Linked DNA regions of Homo sapiens: region 1 is linked to region 2. A link is a loop called in an ENCODE intact Hi-C map of the cell type or tissue named here. Cell type or tissue: heart right ventricle. All regions are shown on one strand. Each heading gives the region's core, and the rest is flanking DNA. Links, peaks and the distances in the headings are about the cores only.

What was found. Hi-C counts contacts between places; a loop is a spot of excess contacts. Peaks named below come from ENCODE experiments on the same cell type or tissue, not always from the same donor. Only the 100,000 strongest peaks of a DNase experiment are listed, where the experiment ranks them.
Region 1: a loop joins it to region 2, with 4 times the contacts of the local background. A loop is called at or near these places in 4 of 110 quality-filtered maps.

The regions. Positions count from the first base shown.
Region 1 is chr17:47,528,988-47,533,375 of GRCh38, reverse strand. It overlaps NPEPPS (aminopeptidase puromycin sensitive), which reads right to left and starts at 2,268. Exons shown (of 23, transcript NM_006310.4): 1 at 1,821-2,268. The coding sequence starts at 2,075. RefSeq lists silencers at 1,399-1,578, 1,609-1,758. In heart right ventricle, for the core only: no CTCF peak of the experiment used is centred there; DNase peaks (open chromatin) are centred at 1,205, 1,645, 1,755 and 2,275; H3K4me3 peaks cover 2,626 bases; H3K27ac peaks cover 2,524 bases.
Region 2 is chr17:47,613,541-47,617,928 of GRCh38, reverse strand. NPEPPS (aminopeptidase puromycin sensitive) reads right to left here. Exons shown (of 23, transcript NM_006310.4): 19 at 4,204-4,260. Among named protein-coding and RNA genes, the nearest start is that of KPNB1-DT, 34 kb to the left of the region's middle. RefSeq lists an enhancer at 1,447-1,948. In heart right ventricle, for the core only: CTCF peaks have their summits at 1,699 and 1,901 (motif pointing right); no DNase peak of the experiment used is centred there.

The sequences.
Region 1 (4,388 bases), core at 99-4,098, 85 kb after region 2:
CTAGTCACTTGGCTTAAGCCACAGTTTCCCAAATAACCTTCTCAAATTCTAATTTAGACCCAAGATGCATTCGTTCTGATTCATATTCTTAATGGAAAAATTTTAAATCACCTGATTTTCACTAAGTTCTGCCTTTTGATGCTGCCAAATCCTAGAGCCCTCTTGCTTTCACACCAGTGCTCCAAATGTGACAGCTATAGTTATCTATCACAGATAAGTATAGATAACTATACTTTTAAATTCTGTACTTTTAGACATATTTTTAATCTGAGTACCGTACCCTCTTGGTTTTTCAAAGACAACTACCAACATTCAATTCATTCGAGCACCAGTCTTCACTTCATTTCATTACTATATACACCATGTTCTTTAAGGTGGGAGCCTACTGATTTCCCCCGACCCCAGACTGCAGTAGGAAGAGAAATGAAACAAAATATATTTACTAACATTCTATTTACAGATAACTATCAAACAGTTCCCATTTTTATTACAGGCTTCCTATTACATAGTATCATAAATGCCTATTGTGCAGGATGTTTGTCGGGCATCTATACTGATGGTCTCCAAAATCAAACAATACTTCAGATAATGCTGCGGGAGGAGGGAGTGGAGTATGATTCACCAAAAACTGCAGTGAAGAGTAATGGAATATTTTCACCGGTGGTATGTTATAACTAATAGCTTCTTTCTTTCCTTTTTTTTTTTTTTTTTTTTTTTGAGACGGAGTCTCACTCTGTCGCCCAGGCTGGAATGCAGGAATGCAGTGGCGCGATCTCGACTCTGCAACCTCTGCCCCCCGGGTTCAAGTGATTCTCCTGCCTTAGCCCCCGAGTAGCTGAGATTACAGGGGCCCGCCACCACGCCCCGCTAATTTTTGTATTTTTAGTAGAGACGGGGGTTTCACCATGTTGGTCAGGCTGGTCCCGAACTCCTGACCTCAAGTGCGCCCGCCTCAGCCTCCCAAAGTGCTGGGATTACAGGCATGAGCCACCGCGCCCAGCCAGCTTCTTGGGAGAGGAAGGTACTGCTAAGCAACCATCACGGTAGCAATAAATCCACCAGCTTCGAAGGCCGCAAAGCTAGGAAGATAGGTGGAAAAGCGGAGATGGGGTCCTCCCGCAGCTTCTCTGGAGGTTAAGAGAGAACAAAGTCACTGCTGCACTGTCACTTGAGGGAAAGGGGGAGGGGGCGGATCATCTTGGAAACCCAGCCCCTGGGCTGGAGCAGGCGGGGAGAAGTCAGCGAGGCTGCCTGGGATTAACATTCTCGTTCTCACCCTCTCCCCCCCCTTCTAGAAGCTCCCCTCGTCGCTCCAACGCGGCGGCCAGAGTCCCAAATGACCACCCCCTCCAATCTATCACCCGAGAGGTGTAGAGAGAAACCAAAGAAAGAACTGAGTCAGGTGGTTGAGGCAGAGCGGGGACTCCCATGACCTCTCCGTCCTCCCCCAACACCCTCCAGCCTCCCCCGGAACACTATCAAGCCCAGAAGGGTCCGGGGCGGGGGGGAAAGCCCCACACAGGTGTGCTCGCCGGGGAGGGGCGCAATGGCCGGGCCGCCGGCTCCCCAGAGCTCCCGCAGCGCGGCCCCAGCCCGAGCCCCAGCCTCAGCTCCGGCCACGGTCCCTGCCCCGGCCCCAGCCCCAGCCCCAGCCCCAGCCCCAACAGAGCAAGGCAGAGCACGCCGAACCCGGCGCCCTGCGGCCGCCCAGCCCCGACCCGAGGCCCGCCCGCCCTCCCGGCCGGGCCCTGAGTCCAGCCCGCGGGCGCGGCCTAACTGCTCGCCCCGCAGCTTGCCCCGGGGCCCGAGGGTCGCTGTACCTGGGCGGCGGCCTCCAGCTTGCCCTCGAAGGTGAAGTCCAGCAAGTCGGGCTTGAGGCAAAGGCTGTAGTTGATGGGGGAGACATCGGCAGGCAGCCGCTCGAAGGGCCTCTTCTCCGGCATCGCGGCGAGGCCCAGGCTGTGGAGGCGGCGGCGAGAGGAGCGGCTGAAGACGAGAAGGAGGAGGGGAGGAGGCGGAGGGCCGAGGAAGAGCAGGCGGCGAGCGAGGGAGGGGGCGGCAGCTGCCAGCCACATCCACCGAGCGCGGGCGACCGCCGGAGGAGAGCGACCGGGGGAGCCTGGGGGGCGGGGGAGAGACCCAGCCGGAGCGCTAGGGGCTGGGAAGGAGGCGGTGCGGGCGGACTGGCGGGCGGGCTGCCTACGGGGAAGGGGGCGGAGGGGAGGGAAGGGGAGGAGGGCCCGCAAGGAGGGAGGGAGAGGGGGAAGTGGTGGCGGCGGCTGCGTGCGCGGCCCCGCCGGCCGGGCGCGCCCCCGTGGAGTGCGCGCGCACGCCTGGGCAGAGGGCGGAGCGGCGAGGACGAGGGCGCGGCCGGCGGGGCGGGAGGGCGTCGGGTTGCTCGCGCGAGCGCAGGGCTGGAGGCGGGCGCTGCACCTGTCGGCGCCGCTCAGGACTGGGGGCGGCCTTCCAACTGGAAGGAGCCGGGAAGGGCTTGATCAGAGGAAGGAAAGGCATAAGGGGCCCTCGGGAAATTGAAGCCTACGCAGTTGGTCAGTTCAGCCAGGGTCGCATGCATAAAATACCAGTTACAAGCAAAACCCCAAACTGGATTCTGCCTCCAGGTCAGCGAAAAGCCCTGACTTGAGGCTCTCTGGCCTTAGTTCCTGTTAAGTAGCAAATTCAAAGGATGATTTGAAAGTTTTGTTATAAAACCTTTAATAGCCGGGCGCAGTGTCTCACGCCTGTAATCCCAGCACTTCGGGAGGCCGAGGCGGGCGGATCACGAGGTCAAGGAGATCGAGACCATCCTGGCTAACATGGTGAAACCCCGTCTCTACTAAAAGTACAAAAAATTAGCCGGGCGTGGTGGCGGGCGCCTGTAGTCCCAGCTACTCAGGAGGCTGAGGCAGGAGAATGGCGTGAACCCGGGAGGCGGAGCTTGCAGTGAGCCGAGATCACACCACTGCACTCCAGCCTGGGCGACAGAGCAAGACTCCGTCTCAAAAAAAAAAAAAAAAAAAAAAACCTTTAATAATCTAGGTTACTTCAACCAATGAGATTTGGACTTTTGAGGGAGTGATTTCAAAAACTGTATTTTTGTTTCCATGATTTAATGTTTAAAATGGGATGTTTCGGGCGGTCGCGGTGGCTCACGCCTGTAATCCCAGCAATTTGGGAGGCCGAGGCGGGCGGATCACAAGGTTAGGAGTTCAAGACCAGCCTGGCCAATATGGTGAAACCCCGTCTCTACTAAAAATACAAAAAAAAAAAAAATAGCCGGGCTTGGTGGCGGGCGCCTGTTGTCCCAGCTATTCGGGAGGCTGAGGTAGGAGAATCGCTTGAACCCTGGAGGTGGAGGTTGCAGTGAGCCGAGATTGCGCCACTGCACTCCAGCCTGGGCGACAGAGTGAGACTCTGTCTCAAAATAAATAAATAAATAAATAAATAAATAAATAAAATGGGATGTTTCACCTTTTCCCCATTTTCATCTTTGTTTCTTTTTAAACTAAAAGATCCTTCAGCAATCATGGCCTCTTTAATGGTGAACTATCTGTGGCTCTCTCAGTTCTGTAGATACCTTGCAAATTGAGGAGGTATATATACAAATGCATATATATATATATATATATATATATATAATGTAACTGAAATTATCTTTAAAAAGGGGGGCCAGGGCCAGGTACGGTGGCTCACACCTGTAATCCCAGCACTTTGGGAGGCTGAGGCAGGTGGATCACGAGGTCAGGAGTTCGAGACCAGCCTGGCCAATATGGTGAAACCCTATCTCTACTAAAAATACAAAAATTAGCCTGGCATAGTGTCATGTGCCTGTAGTCCCAGCTACTAGGGAGGCTGAGACAGGAGAATCGCTTGAACCCGGGAGGCGGAGGTTGCAGCGAGCCAAGATCACGCCACTACACTCCAGCCTGGGCGACAACGAGACTCTGTCTCAAAAAAAAAAAAAAAAAAGTGGGCCCAGGTGTGGTGACGTGTGCCTATGATCCCAGCTACTCGGGAGGCTGAGACGGGAGGATCACTTGAGCCCAGGAGGTGGATGGAGGCTGCAGTGAGCTGTAATGGTGCCACTGCACTCCAGATGACAGAGTGAGGCCCTGTCTCTAAAAAAATAAAAATGAAATAACAATTTTAAAAATGTTATTTAAAGTGTCAAAGGCAAGGAGATTTATCCATAATCTTCATATTTCTTTATAGAAATTTCTCAGATAGAACCCAGTAATTTCCAAAACTGAATGTAGTATGTTGTAATGGACCAGTACTGTCCAGCAGAAACATACTATGAACCACTAGGTAGTATTAAATCTTATAGTAGCCACATCACAAAAAAGTAAAAAGGAAACAAATGAAAACACATCTTATTTAACCCAACA
Region 2 (4,388 bases), core at 87-4,086:
CAGTTTGGGCAAGAGAGCGAGACTCTGTCTCAAAAATAAAAGAAAAAAAAAATGATGCTTTGGCACTAAATTTGTCATCTGCTGTTACAGTAAGTAAATCACTAGATGTAAATGCTACCAGATGAACAGCCTGTCATTAGTTCAGACCAGTTTAACATCAAGATCTAAGAGGTAAAATCTATCATAGCCAAATTCTTTACATCATTGATATCTGGCTAATGTTCTGTTTTAGAAGAACAAACTAATCATTAGTGTTCTTATACCAGATCATCAAATTAATTTATAATAGTGAAAAATTGAAAATGAATACTGTACTTATAAAAATGCATTATTGAAAGTTATATTTTAAGAATATATCATAAACATGTTCTTATATTTAAGTGAAGAAAGCAGACAAAGCAGAATTATCCTAAAAAATATATATATATATATGGCTGGGCACAGTGGTTCACGCCTGTAATCCTAGCACTTTGGAAGGCTGAGGTGGAGGTTGCAGTGAGCCCATATCGTACCACTGCACTCCAGTCTGGACAACAGAGCAAGACTGTGTTTCCAAAAAAAGGGGGTGGGGGAGAACCCCTGGAAATACATCAAAATGGTAGTATTAATTAATGATGGTTTCTGATCAGTGGGATTATGCATCTTCACACTTTTTAACTGCAAAAGCAGCACATACTGAATGCAGAATATCTGAAAGACAGAGAAGCATAAAGAAAAAAATAAAATTACTACTATATGTACATTAACAAATCTGGAAAGAGAGCATGTTATACATGCTGTTTTTGCTACCTGCTTTCTAAACTATAGGTAAGTTTTATTTTCCTCTTTATACTTTTCTAGTCTCTAAATCTTCCATAGTATATATGTATATAAAATCTTTTCATAGAAACAAAATGTTGTAATTCTTAAAAATTAGAACTATAAATGTATAAGAGCTATGTCTCCAAGACAATTTAGACTCTTTTGATCTTTTCTACCCCTTAAGATTTAACACTGACCAGAGTGTCTGGAGACCTCATCAAAGCTCTCAGTTTCCTCTTCCTTTCGACACTTTTTTTTTTTTCAATAAACAATTTTAATTTATAAGAAGTAGAGATGGGGTCTCGCTGTGTTGACCAGGCTGGTCTCTTTTTTTTTTTTTTTTGAGATGGAGTCTCGCTCTGTTGCCCATGCTGGAGTGCAATGGTGTTACCTCAGCTCACTACAACCACGCCTAGCTAATTTTTCTTTTCTTTTTTTTTTTTTGAGACGGAGTCTTACTCTGTCACCCAGGCTGGAGTGCAATGGCACAATATCGGCTCACCACAACCTCCACCTCCCAGGTTCAAGCAATGCTCCTGCCTCAGCCTCCTGAGTAGCTGGGACTACAGGCGCCCGCCACCACACCCGGCGAATTTTTGTATATTTAGTAGAGACAGGGTTTCACCATTTGGGCCAGGCTGGTCTTGAACTCCTGACCTTGTGATCCACACCCGCCTCGGCCTCCCAAAGTGCTGGGATTGCAGGCGTGAGCCACCGCGCCTGGCCTAATTTTTCTATTTTTAGTAGAGCCGGAGTTTCTCCATGTTGCCCAGGCTGGTCTTGAACTCCTGGCCTCAAGTGATCCTCCCATCCAAAGTGCTGGGATTACAGGCATGAACCACCACGCCTGGCCCCTTTGGACTCTAAGCAGCAGTGCAGTAAAATAGACAGGACCTTGGGAGATCTGGGTTCTAGTCCCAGTTTTGCCTCTAACTAGCTGTGTGATCTTGACTAAGTCCTTCATCCCTCTGGGTCTCAGTTTCCCCATGTGTAAAATGAGATGGGTGGACAGATAATTTCTAAGGCCCTTTTCAGCTCCAATATTCAAGGTCTGAACCTCTGGCTTTCAGGAAGCGTTTTCCTCCATAGAGAACTGTTATTCTAGTCCACTAGATGGCACTCTAACACCACATTTCAAATATACTATGAATTAATGTTTTTTAACTCTGCCACATTATTCCTAAATTACCATCATAAGACAACCCTCCTCATCTCTTACCAAGTGGCTTCTTGAAGAACCATGATTCGGCCTTCATTAGAGCTATTTCCATAGTGAAGCTGATTATCGTGAACTCTCTTGTGTTAAATAAATGCAAACTCTGAATAAATACACATACTTGTGGAAAATCTTAAAAGTGCCATGACATGAAAATATCAATGTATCTGCCATGAAATTTACAGAACCCCTATTTTTTTCCATATCATCATGGAATAGATGGAAAAAAATCAAATATCCCATTTCATACATATCATTTATAGTATACAGGTTCACAGAATATTAAGACTGAGAAGGGACCTTAATGTTCAGGTGGAAAGTAAACCCAAATTTAACTTTTTTTAGGGTCTTTTTTAAGATAGGGTCTTGCTCTGTCACGCAGGCTGGAGTGCAGTGGCACAATCATAGCTCCCTGCAGCCTTGAACTCCTGGGCTCAAGCGCTCCTCCTGCCTCAGCCTCCTGAGAAGCTGGAAATATAGGTGCATGCCACCGTGCCCAGCTCTCCCAAATATAACTTTTATATTCTTAGAAAGCAGGCCAGACATGGTGGCTCATGCCTATAATCCCAGCACTTTGGGAGGCCGAGTCGGGTGGATCACAAGGTCAGGAGTTCGAGGCCTGCCTGGCCAATATGGTAAAACCCCGTCTCTACTGAAAATACAAAAATTAGCTGGGTGTGGTGGCGGGTGCCTGTAGTCCCAGCTACTTGGGAGGCTGAGGCAGGAGAATCACGTGAACCCGGGAGGCAGAGGTTGCAGTGAGCCAAGATCGTGCCACTACACTCCAGCCTGGTGACAGAGTGAGACTCCGTCTCAAAAAAAAAAAAAAAAAAAAAAAGAAAGAAAGTAAACCTATTACAACATGGGTAAAGCAGTACATTTTGAGGTACAGTTTCTTAAAGTTTTTATTTTCAGACATCCTAATCATTTTTCAGAGGATTTGTTTAAAACCAAAATATCAGAATTTAGATCTGCAATTATGATCATTAGAGCTATTTCTACAGTGAAGCTGATTATCATGAACTCCCTGTAAGTCAGAAGAGTGTTGTTAATCCATGAAAGGTAGAGACAGTAAAGCACATTCCACTCCTGTCCTAAGCGTGGATCTTTTAACAAATGGGTTTTTAGGCACATTTTGCACATTTTATTTAATGATTAAAAAGTAGATTCGGCTACCTCCACCTCTAATGTAGCCAGTGCACTCAAGCCATTTCTTTATAGACCGGAACTGTATGAATAGGGACTGGAGATAGCATTTGCTTCACAGTACTACTATTGATTCAAAGTTGCAAACACTGCTGCCATTATGAGGACATGGAAAGTTTTATCTATATTTTGTCTAAGTCAGAGCTTAATTATATGCCAATTACTCTGGGAAAACTAGAGAGGCTATGAAGGCAGGTGAATTAATTTCCTGTCTATTAATAAAGGACCCTGCCATAGCTCAAATGCTTGAGACACTTGATCATCATCTGTCTATCCCTTTTCTAAGCACAAAAACAAACCTAAGCACAGAACCTAAGCACAGAAACAAACGTTTTGCTTAAAATGGGCAGAACCCCAAGTAAGTTTACACTGAAGATAAAATTTAAAGAAAGTGACTTGTTAATCAAAACGAACATTTATTTCAGTGTTAAAATTTCAGCTGGGCACAGTAGCTCATGCCTGTAATCCCAGCACTTTGGGAGGCTGAGGTGGGTGTATCACTTGACCCCAGGAATTTGAGACCAGCCTGGGCATGGTGAAACCTTCTCTCTACAAAAAACACAAAAATTAGCTGGATGCGGTTATCACACTCCTATAATTCCAGCTACTTGGAAGGCTGACGCAGGAGGATCACTTGAGCCTGGGAGGTTGATGCTGCAGTGATCCATGATTATGTCACTTTAGCCTGGGTGACAGAGTGAGACCTTGTCTCAAAAAAAAAAAAAATAATAATAAGATTTCAGATGCAAAAAGTGAGTAAAAAAGGCGGGGAAAAGTAAGATGTCTTTGGCATCATACTGATAATACTGATATAACATATATGGATAGACATAATTCTCTCACAGTTTTAAAATACTTGCATGTCTACAATATGCATCTTTCTTTTCTAGGACTGTCTTTTTTTTTAACCATTTAGAGGTTTACTGTGTGTCTATCCAAGTTCAAAAGCAGGAAATGGGAGCCTTCTCAAATATACTTACTTTTAACATAATATCTAAAGTAGTGCCATCACCATGCTTCAAAACAGTCAGATAGACCTACAAGGGACAAAAAATAAGTCATTTGATTAAATGTACCTTGTTTCAAGTATTCTAATACTAAGAAAAGACAGAAAGCAAGTAAACAATATTGTAAATGTTGGCCGGCTGCGGTGACTCACGCCTGT